Regions from separate parts of the Mus musculus genome. Here region 1 is linked to region 2. Evidence: chromatin loops called from intact Hi-C (ENCODE). Cell type or tissue: heart. All regions are shown on one strand. Links, peaks and the distances in the headings refer to the core of each region. The heading gives the core; the rest is flanking DNA. Region 1 overlaps Denn2b (DENN domain containing 2B). Region 2 holds the start of Denn2b (DENN domain containing 2B).

Evidence for each region. Peaks named below come from ENCODE experiments on the same cell type or tissue, not always from the same donor. Only the 100,000 strongest peaks of a DNase experiment are listed, where the experiment ranks them.
Region 1: it touches region 2 in a loop (3-fold over the local background); 8 of 42 quality-filtered maps call a loop at or near these places.

What each region holds. Positions count from the first base shown.
Region 1 is chr7:109,546,463-109,551,840 of GRCm38, forward strand. All of the region lies in intron 4 of Denn2b (DENN domain containing 2B), which reads right to left. Among named protein-coding and RNA genes, the nearest start is that of Snora3, 29 kb to the left of the region's middle. In heart, for the core only: no CTCF peak of the experiment used is centred there; no DNase peak of the experiment used is centred there.
Region 2 is chr7:109,614,853-109,620,230 of GRCm38, forward strand. It overlaps Denn2b (DENN domain containing 2B), which reads right to left and starts at 2,295. Exons shown (of 20, transcript NM_001001326.1): 1 at 2,206-2,295. In heart, for the core only: no CTCF peak of the experiment used is centred there; DNase peaks (open chromatin) are centred at 339, 1,689, 3,219, 4,079 and 1 weaker place; H3K4me3 peaks cover 2,238 bases; H3K27ac peaks cover 3,125 bases.

The sequences.
Region 1 (5,378 bases), core at 280-5,279, 68 kb before region 2:
ATCCAGAGACTCCTTACCAATACAACCCTCACTTCCCCTCTGTTGTCTTGCCCTAGACTCAATGCTACTGTTTGGGACCTCTGTGGCAGATAGCATGCCCAGGGAAGGATTTGCTCCTACATTGTGAACAGGACTGAGTTTGGGCAAATGCTGAGCCCCATGCCTACCCTGCAGATGCCTGCATGTATCTTACCTCCACTCCTACCAGACTGAAAAAGGAGGCTGCTGGCATTGCAACTCACTTAACAGGGTACAGTAGAAAATGCAAGCCCAGCATGCTTAGCGATTCCTCATGAAGCTGAGGCTCTCCTAAACTCTAGCATCTATTTATTAAATAAGAAACCACAATGACTTTAGGAAATGCCTTTGTGGAGGTGGGGGAGTGAGGATACAGACTGCAGCAGGAGCAACACAAATCTCTGTAAACTTATGAGTCAAAGATGAGTCAAGAAAAGAGCGGGGGTTGGATTAAGTGATTCCCAACACAACACGCTCCCCAGCAATGGAGCACGGCTTTTCCTGGAACTGCCATGCCATTAAAATGACTCTTCTCCATCCCAGGGCCCTGACTAAGTAAAGTTGGCTCAAAACCAGCATCCCCTGTACAGTTTTCCAGCCCACTTCATGTGAGGTATATTTCTGGAGGGAGCGGGTGGATTTCTACTTCTTGGTCCCTACCTGACAAGTATCTTACAAGGTTGAGAGGTGAAGGGGATGCAGGATAGAAGAATGCTAGGGCATAATTATTCTTCTGATCTGTACAACAGGATCTGTATATTACTTTCCAGATTGGGGCTAGAGAAGTATTTGTTATTTCACACTCATTCAGATTGCCTTGGTCTAAGTGACTGGCCAGAATCCTCATTATCTCCAACCTATAAGAAGACCCATCTCAATCCTTTTCCATCAGAGGTTCTTGAAGAAGTGACATTTTGGGTTGATGAGCTGACCTGGCCATTTATAGGACATTTACCGCAATTCTGGCCTTTCAATACTAGCCTGACATTACTCTCCCTTGGTTATAACCAAAAATGCTTCTGCATTATCAAATGCCCCATTGGATAGGGAGGAAAGATGGAAGAAACGAGGAAGGAAGAGGGGACAGAAGGAAGATGGGCACAGCAAAGAGATGAATGGAACTGCTCCCTGGCTCCTGTATCCGATGCTTCCTAATAGTGTCTGAGGGCCATGCTGTAAGTTCTAAGTCTAATTTCTTTCCTTCATCCTCTTCTCTTTTTCCTTCTTTCTTTCCCCAGAATCAGAGCTTTGACAATTGGCATAGAATCTAAAGCTGTAAGTAGAAAGTGTAAGATGAATTCCAGAGAAGCAGCAGAAGCAAAGCATAGCTGCATGTTGATGACAGCCTTGGGAAGGGCAGCTGGAAGACCAACTTGTGTATGCCGGAACTGTCTCTGTGGGACGGCCTTGAGGACCGACTCTTCCTGCCCAGCTCTAGTGCCAGCTTCTCTCTCCTCTAATCTAAGGGACCCACTAACTGCCATGCTTCCCAGCCTTAGATGATCTCTGATCAGTCCAAGTCCACTCCCGTCTGCTCCCGGGGACTCCAATCATCTCTGCAGGCAGGAAAGATGCCTACAAGTATGGATGGGCAAAGAGCAAAAAGATCACCGGTGAGTTCTAGAGCCAATAAACTGAATTTGCCAAGAAATAAACCAAGAGTGCAACACAGTGCTCAGAGCACCCCACAGTGAAAGCTGGGGAGGCCAGAGCTGAAAGGAGAGATCAGGTGACAATTTGCCAGGTACTTTTGGGAGACTGGGATTTAGACAGACTGCATACCTTCACTTTCAACCCTGCCCATATGGTTTCCTCAGGACAGTCTACACAGCATTAGAGGGTGATAGAGTGGTAAGCCAAGGCTGTCTCTGTCCAGCTCCATCTCATCAAGCTTGGCTTGGAAAACCAGAGGTCTCAACCTTTCCCAGGTTTGCTGACAAGATAAGGACCAATTATGTCTGCTTTGCACTCTTCTGAAAGACGTTTTTCAGAGCCCAGTCTCAGCACACTGACCCTCCTAGAAGGCTCCCAGTCCATCAGGTCCTAGTCCCACCCCTTCCTACAGCTCTTTTGGCTGCCACACGGGAACACTGCCTACTTTATTCCCCACTCATTCAATAACTAGAATAATAGTTTAGAAAGGAGTGCATCTATCCCAGGTACCCACAGCATTCCAAGCTTCCTGGGCTGTACAGATAACTAAGGCCTTTGGTCTCTAGCTTCCCTTCCTAGCAATCCTCTGGCTCCAATTCTCCTGGCCCTCTGCCTTTCTCACTTCTTTATACAGGAGGGAAAGGGGCCAGGCTGGGGACTACTCCCTTGGGGGACTGCTGTTACCCTTATTTCCAACAGCCCTGGGCACCTGTACCTAGGTCACAGATCTTGGTTGCTTTGCTTAGGTTCCTACTTGTTCTTACTTCATCCATGCTTGTAGGTCCCCTCTGTTCCTGGCTGTTGCCCAGCCTGGGGTGAAATAGAAACCAAAAAGGCTTTAGTGGCAAGACCTGTTCTGACTTGTTCCCACTGATGTTCCTATATCCAGGAAGCTCTCACTGGGTCTCAGCTAACTGATAGGAGTGGGATCAGAGCAGGAATGTAGCCTAGGCTCCTTGGTCAGGCAGATGCCACTCTACAGAAGCCCTCAGCCAGCGGCTTCCTAAGGTGCATTTTCATTGTCAGGCTCAATTCAGCTGCCTCCACAGAACAGCAGCATCTTCTAAGTCAGCAAGCAAAAAATGGACGGCTTTAGAAGGCAGCAAGGCAACAACTTTCTTTTTGAGCCTTACTATTGCAAATTAGCAGGCTTTGAAATCTCAGCCTTTCTGGAGTAGCCCACCCTATACCCTTTGGGTTTCATGCCTTATATATGCAGGAGGCCAGTAAATCCTCCAAAGCACCTTGCTCGTGTTTGCTATTAGCCTCTGGGACAATGGGCTACGATCCCTAACAGTCCAGGAACACCAGCCCAAAGGAATGTCCCCAAGATGGAGATGCAGCATAGGTACTCTCTGCTTCCCTTATAAGATCCATCATCATAGGCCCAGAAGAGAGCTTATTTTATTCCAGTTGACCTGACAAAGCTGGGTAATCCTGTTGGAACCAGAAACAGTCTTAATCCCATAAGGCAGAGGCCGGGTAAGGTCTAGAAGTCAGAGCCATTGATCAATCCTAGGCAAGAAAATGAAAATGATCTTCAAAGTTGAGCAACAAGAGAGCTCTGGAAGTCCTTAAGAGTTCTTTTTTTTTGGTAAGATTTATTGATTTATTATATGTAAGTACATTGTAGCTGTCTTCAGACACCGCAGAAGAGGGCATCGGATCCCATTACAGATGGTTGTGAGCCACCATGTGGTTGCTGGGATTTGAACTCAGGACCTTTGGAAGAGCAGTCAGTGCTCTTAACTGCTGAGCCATCTCGCCAGCCCAAGAGTTCATATTCTTGAATCTCTGAAGAAAGTAGAGGGAAAACCAACCAGAACCTAACAGAACCAGCCTCCCTCGTATTTTTTCTTCCAGCCTCTCTGGTTAGGTCTAAGATTCAGGCTCAGCTTCTGTGGAAGATACAAAGCAAAAAATACACCCAAGCCACTGTCCTTACAGACTCTCAAAGCTACCTCCACCCCAACTTGCAAACCACAAGCACCCAACTCAGCGCCTGCTCACTGTCACCCGCCTCCTTCTTCCTGAGGACCCAAGAATCCAAACGCTGGGCGAGCGATTAGGTGATGCCCAACCCCGACTTTACCATGTGCAGCACTTCCCCCTAGTTTCACCTCATCCATCCAACCAAGCTGCTCTCATATTTCTTGTCTCTTCATATAATATCCCAAAGTAGAAAAAACTTTCCTTAGCACATGAGAGGAAGACACCCTTTCCTTCCTAAGGAGGCCCAGGAAATAGCTCTGTGCCAGGATAGTGCCGCTAAAAAATTCTCCTCCAAACAGAGTATTGAATCATAAACTGGTGTGGGGGTGGGGTGGGGTGGCTCTTATCTCCTGATAGTTCAGTTGCTATAAAAATATATCTACCCCTGGAATCCTTGGACAGCACAGAATGGTCTCCTAAGCCTTGTAAGAAAACATTAATGATTACAACTCTTCCTTCCAGTTTTGCTACCGGGATAATAGAAAAACTACAGCTTTCTGCCATCATATTGCAATCCTAGTGGATAGTCCCAAGAGCCCTGAGCAGTAATGATAACATTACAATTTCTGCCAAGTGGAAAAGACCCTGTAATAGGGATAAGGCTAGAAAGATGAAGCAACAGAGCTGTCTTCTGTCTCAGTAGAAATTTTCTTCCACTCTGGGATATTGTATCTGTATGAGAAGGTAAGAAAACACAGAGCAGGCTGGATGGGTCTCTGGGAGATTAACTGGAGATGAAAGTTGTACAAAACAGAGTGTACCCTGAAGCATCTTTTTTAACTGCTCACCTTGATTCTATATCTTTGGTTCTGACCCCCACAGCTCCGTGTCAGCTCTAAATAGTGTTATCATTTCACGAGCAGCTAGAGAAAGGCTTCTCTCCCCAGTCTCCTGTTGTCAGAGGCCTATGTTCCTGCAGGCTTACCGCTGCAGTGCATTTTCCACGGGCACATGCTATACGCCCCATACCTAGGACAGCAGTATGTCTGTGGGTCTGAATGTGGCTACCACATACCATAAAGCACTAGCCCAGTAACTGGTAGAGGAAACTACGCAGGTTAGTGAAATAGCTCAGTCGTTAAGAGCTCTTGCTGCTCTTGCAGAGAACAAGGGTTCAGTTGCCAGCAGGGAATCTGATGCCCTATTCAGACTTCCACAAGCTCCAGGCATGCACATGGTGTGTAAAGGCAGAACATTCACACACATAAAATAAATAAAGCTAAAAAATTTAAGGAGAAAAAAATTTAAGGAGGAAATTATGAAGAGATGGCACAGATTAAATGGGGAAGCAGATGACCCCTGCTTCATAAGGTTCTCTTAGCCTAAGAATCTGAAAAGTTCTCTCTGCTGTGGCCACTACTCTCTCTCATGTTAAGACCATGTTCTCCTAATTCACGGCTGGAGACAGAACAAGAGGACATGAAAATGAGGACAGCACAATGCATCCCTGCTTCGCTGATCTTTGCAAAGACACATTTTGTACAGAATCAGAGGCCCCCTGCAGAAGACAAGGATAAAACTAAAATGAATATCAAAAATACCCAGATGGTAGCACCTATAATCCTGGTACTTGAAAGGCTAAGGCAGAAGAATTTTAGAGTTCTAGGCTAACCTGAGCTACATAGCAAAAGACTTGTTTCAAAAACAAACCAAAATACCCCAAATAAATGGAACACAGGATTGTGCACTGTATCCCTTTGTAGATTTTGAAATCA
Region 2 (5,378 bases), core at 224-5,223:
TAACTATTACCATCATCTCCATCTCACAGCTAATAATCCGAGGGACTTCCCAGCATGCAGCAGAATGCAGCAGAACCTCACAGACATTTCTTCCTCAGAACTCCACCTTTAATCCTGACCCATAGCCCAGATTCCCCCCAAGCAGAGGACTCTGAGAGTGTGGAAGAAAGAGGAATTAACTGTGAAAGAAGGTTATCTGAGGTCCAGAGGCCATGTTGTTCACACTGGCAGACCCTCGGGCCACAAAACTGATGCATACAGTATACATTCAGGCTGCCAGAACCAGTGGTAGAGCCAGCGCTTGTACTGGCAAGCTGACCCGAAGTTAATCAGAAGGCCCCCTTATTGTTTGCTCGGACACAAAAGACACACTGTTCAGAAAGTTCAAGAAGGAAAAACCAAAGAGCCAGGAACAACAGCTGTTCCCTGGCCCCACTGAGAAACTAAAAGCTTCCACAAAGTTCCTTGAGGCCAGGAGTAAGTGGAAGATGTAACATGGCTGAAGTGAAGTGCATTTCTTAAGGGGCTTTCCTGCAGGAGAGTCCGCAACTCTCATCTTTCTCTTAACATTATGGATGGCCTGACTACTTTAACACCTATAAAACTACCTTTCTGGAAGGCTTTCCTTTCCTAGACACGCTGTGTTTACCACACATCACTCCTCTGAAATTTAGGACAAGGCATGCATGACTGGACACTGTGTGTGCTGGGATTTGGTTAAAATAGGAGCAAAAGGGATCATACAGCATAGTCCTTCAAGTTCCCAGCTCCCCGTAGCTGTAGTGTTAAGACAGCTCTCTGCAACATCTGGATGAGACAGATATTTGCAAGTCCCCAAAACCCAAGAAAGTCCCCTCCACAACTCAAGAAACCCTGTGATGGGCATCATTAATGGGGAGGGGGTTGTTTCCTATTTCCAAAGCTACTTCATAGACAGTGCAAGGCCCCCGCTCAGATATTGTTGTGCCAGTCCCTCTGCCCTGTCAAGTGTCCCAGATGGACTTGAAACTCACTGCAGGCTCCTCTCTGAGCTTCATTAGCTACTTTGATTGTTGTTACAAGTCAGACATAGCAGCATGGAGATAAGAGAGCACGAGGTAAAACCGACCAAGCTGCTCAAAAGTTTCCACATAAGAACTTCAACAGTGCTAGAGCGATGAGAACTCATTTTCCTATAAAAGAACCTTCCTGTGAAAATATCCAGTGGCTTTGTGCTAAATAAAAGCAGAGTGAAGCCTAAACATCTCCGATTCAGCCAGAGTGAGATTAGCTAGATTTGCAAAGTCAAGAAAATTGGCAGTTTCCCTCCTCCTCCCGGAGCTAATAGAATCCAACTGTTGGAGTATGACATCATTCTCGACCCCCAAACTCTGAAGTGAAGAGCACAGACACTGGCCTGCCATAAACAGCCCGACTCAAAGCAAGGGGCTCAGAGGTGCCCTTACCTGGTAGTCCGGGTGATTTCTTGCCCACTCCATTCTCCACAGAGGCTGGCTCACACCACAGTCGCTTAGGGAGCCCAGGGCCCCCAGATCCACTGGCTTAAGCTCCAGTACCTGCTGCGAACTTCCCACAGCTCCTTCCTCTGACCTTTCAAGACACTCCTTCCAGCCAAGTGAGCAGAGCTAGCGCAGCTAGCCAGTCAGGCTGGTTGTCATGGAGACCTGTCCTAGGCTGCACACACGCTTGCAGGCTTGCTCTCACTCAGCTAGGCGCTCTCCCTCAACCCGGTGTCCCAGGAGCGAGCTAGCACGCGCACGTTTATGCGTGCGCGTGCTTCTACACATTCTCTGAGTTCTAGCCGGCCTTGAAACAGCGCGGTCTTTTGATCGGCTCAGTTTATGCATGCATTCCACTCCTCCTACCTCCCTTCCAGTCAACCAGGAGCCCAGGTCTGTTCCTGGGAACTTGCTGCAACAACCCAGAGGGGAGAAGGGTGAGGACAGTGAGTGGACTTGTTTTCCTCCCCTCTAGTGTCTCAGCTTTTATAACTTGGAAGAATCCCTGCCAAAGGGGAGGGAGCTAGCTGAAGGCTTGGAGGGGAAGCAAGCACTTCCTCTGGGTCCTGCAGCAGCAGCGGAATGAGGAGGGACCCTGATGCGTGCTGCCTCAACTTGTTTGTTCGCTTGGGATTTTTCAGGAGCATTTGGGGCAGAAACACAGTTCACATCCTAGAAGCTGGCCTAGACTGGCCTCTCTGGTTACCTTGTTGACTGTTCAGGTCCTGGAGACAGCTTTTAGCCAGTACAGGGTCCCATGGTACTAGTGCCAGAGCCCAAGCAGTCTCTTGTCTTCCTGCAAAGGAGAAGAAACAAACTAGATCAGGATTAGGAGGAACACTGTTTAAGTCTACAGTCAGAGCCAGGACATCAAACACAATGCAAACAGCCTCCTCTCTGAACAAAAGATCCACAGCCCAGGCCTCCAATGAGAAACTGTACAAGTGCCAGGGCCGTACCTGGGACACAGAAGGCCCTTTTAGTAGCCCTATGTATACTTTTGCTTGGATGCTGCCTAACCCTCTCAAAATAGATGTACTAGTTTGTTTGATGCTCTTAACACACTGGTCAGATAGGTTTGCTACCATTTTATAGATGGGATCACTGAGGCCCAGAGAGATCAGATACTTGATCCACACTTACCTAACTAGTTAGGAACTGAGAGTAGAGACAAGTCAAGGGTCTCCTAGTCCTTTATGTTTTGCTATAAAGTACACAGAAGCCTGATCTTGAAAACCAGCTCATTTTCTAAGAACCACAAGTGTGGGCCTCCAAGGGAAAGTGAAGACTCTATCTAAGTCCTGTTAAGGTAAATCTATCTGCCACCCTTCTAGCCCAAAGATTTAATGACCGATAACATCTATGACATGCACAATATCTGCTGCAAACTAGAGAAAAAATGCCCTGCCCTACCCCCAAGTACTATCTTACATCTTCCCAAAATAACCTCCCAAATCCTGGTTCATTTTTTTCTCTGACAGAGTAGTCCTAAAAGTTACGACTGGTGTTATATTAATTTAACACATTTTAAAAATGTATCTAAAGTAAAGTTAAATTACTTGCTCCCATTTACTGAACCAGGAAATGAGAGATCCAAAACCAGTGTCCAAGCCTTTCAACTTTCTGGCATACATTAAGCAGAACAGTTGCCAAGAATACCAGAGCTAGAGTCACAAGACCTTAGCAGTGCCTGACCTCATCGCCAACTGGCCACCTGTCACTGAGCCAGCCTCCTCCCGACTTTCTACTTTCTATGAATATATCTCATACTGGGGTGGCAGAGGACTAGGGTGTGAGGTGCAGTGTCAAGGTGCTATTAGTCAAAAACACTTCAAATTAGGCACTCAGCTCTCATCCACCACCCCCCAATTGTTAGTACCTCTCCTCCACCAATCTAGTAGATATATTTTTCAAGTAGAACTCGGGGTTGGTAAATGGATTGACTGCATGTGGGAAGGTGGAGGCTGATGAGGATGAAGACAATGAGGCTCAAGGAGGCCATTCTCCAATGCTGCTCCTCAAAATAATGCTGGGGGAGGGGTGGGGGGGCCCTGATGGAATCTGTAACGCTTATCCCTTGCAGAATTCCTTGTGATGTTGACTCACCTTCAGTATGCTACAAAATTCCCAAAACCAGACTTTGGTTGACTTGAATTTAACTCACAAATATATGCTGAAGATAATACACAAAAACACGACATAAAACCCAAGTAGAAATGGCAGACTACTACAGATCCTTAAGTAGTGATAAGCCCAGAATCCCCACATCTGCATAGGAATTCAGTATCACTAAAGCTCTGTTTCTCTTTCCTCTTAAACACAGCAAATTCTGCTCTTTATCTGAACCCAAGGAACACACACCTGCCTAGTCTCCGAACCCAGATGAGGCAAGTCCACCCCTTTCTACAATAAGATCAAATTCACTGGAGTTGACAATATCAACTAAAATTTTCTGGGACCCTTCCAGTCAAACAGTGTGAGTCAGGCTACCAAAGCAGAAAGTCAGTCACTAAAGTAATCTAAATGTTAAAAGCCCTAAGACCAGACACACAACGCAGGCCATGCTCCCCCTAGCGGCACACCGGAGTTAGAGATTCTTTGGTATCTTGTCCTTAGAAAGAATAAAGTTGGGGCCTGAATTGGGGAGACCAGAACCCTTCTGTTGCATATGAGCTCCTGGAACTGGAAAGAAGCAAGGCCAGCCGACTTCCTCTGTTGCCTCTGCAGGACTGGATTCAGATCACGCCTGATTGGCTTTTTCTGAAGGAGGATTGTACAGACCCACGTTGTCTGCCAGTGGGTCAGTCAAGCTTGTAATACCAATTTCTCAGGAGGCTGAAGTAAACTGCAATGTCACCAACTGCCTTGGCTACAGAGGGCAGTCTGGGTAATTCAATGAAATCTTGTCTCAAAATTAAAAATAAGGGCTATAGGGTTAGAGAGATTGCTCAATGGCTAAGAACATAGTTACTTTTGCAGAGGAACCAGGTTTGGTTCCTAGCACCCACATGATGACTTACAACCATCCATAACTCCAGTTCCAGGAGATCCGATACCCTCTTCCAACCTCCATGGCACACGAATTTTACACAAACACACACACAGGCAAAATACTAATATACATAAATAAATCTTTAAAAATAAACAAACAAAATAAGGATGTGGTTTGAATATGCTTGGACCATGGGAAGTGGGACTATTAAAAGGTGTGGCCTTGTTGAAGGCAGTGTGTCACCGTGTAGGCAGGCTTTGAGAATTCCTAGTGCTCATGCTCCACCCAGTGTGGAAGTAAGAGTGTCCTTCTGTTGCCTGTGGGCCAAGATGGAGAACCCTCAGCTCCTCCAGCACCATGTCTGCCTGCATGGTACCATGCTTCCCACCATGATGGTAATAGACTGAACCTTTGAAACTGTAAGCCAGCCCCAATTAAATGTTTACCTTTATATGAGTTGCCTTGGTGATGGTGTCTCTTCACAGCAATGAAACCCTAACTAAGACAGAGAGCCAATGAGATTGTTCAACAGGTAAAGGGACTTCCTACCAAATCTGCGAACCTTAGCTCAATCTCTAGGATTCATACAGTGGAAAGAGAAAACTGAAGTTGTCTTGGACTTCCATATGCATATCATGGCATGCATTTACCCATATACATACCCAAATAAATAAATGCAATATTTTCAATAAAATGCAAATAAATAAATAAAGTGCTTGGGAGAAAGCTCAAAGAGACAGCACTGACAGACACACAAAAGGCTCTCGATTTCACCCTAACACTACAGGGAAAAAAGAAAAAACCACAAGTACATACACATACTTGGGCCAGAAACCTGGGTGACATCTCCAGGTCTCTTTCCCTTCCCACTGCAATCCATTTACCAA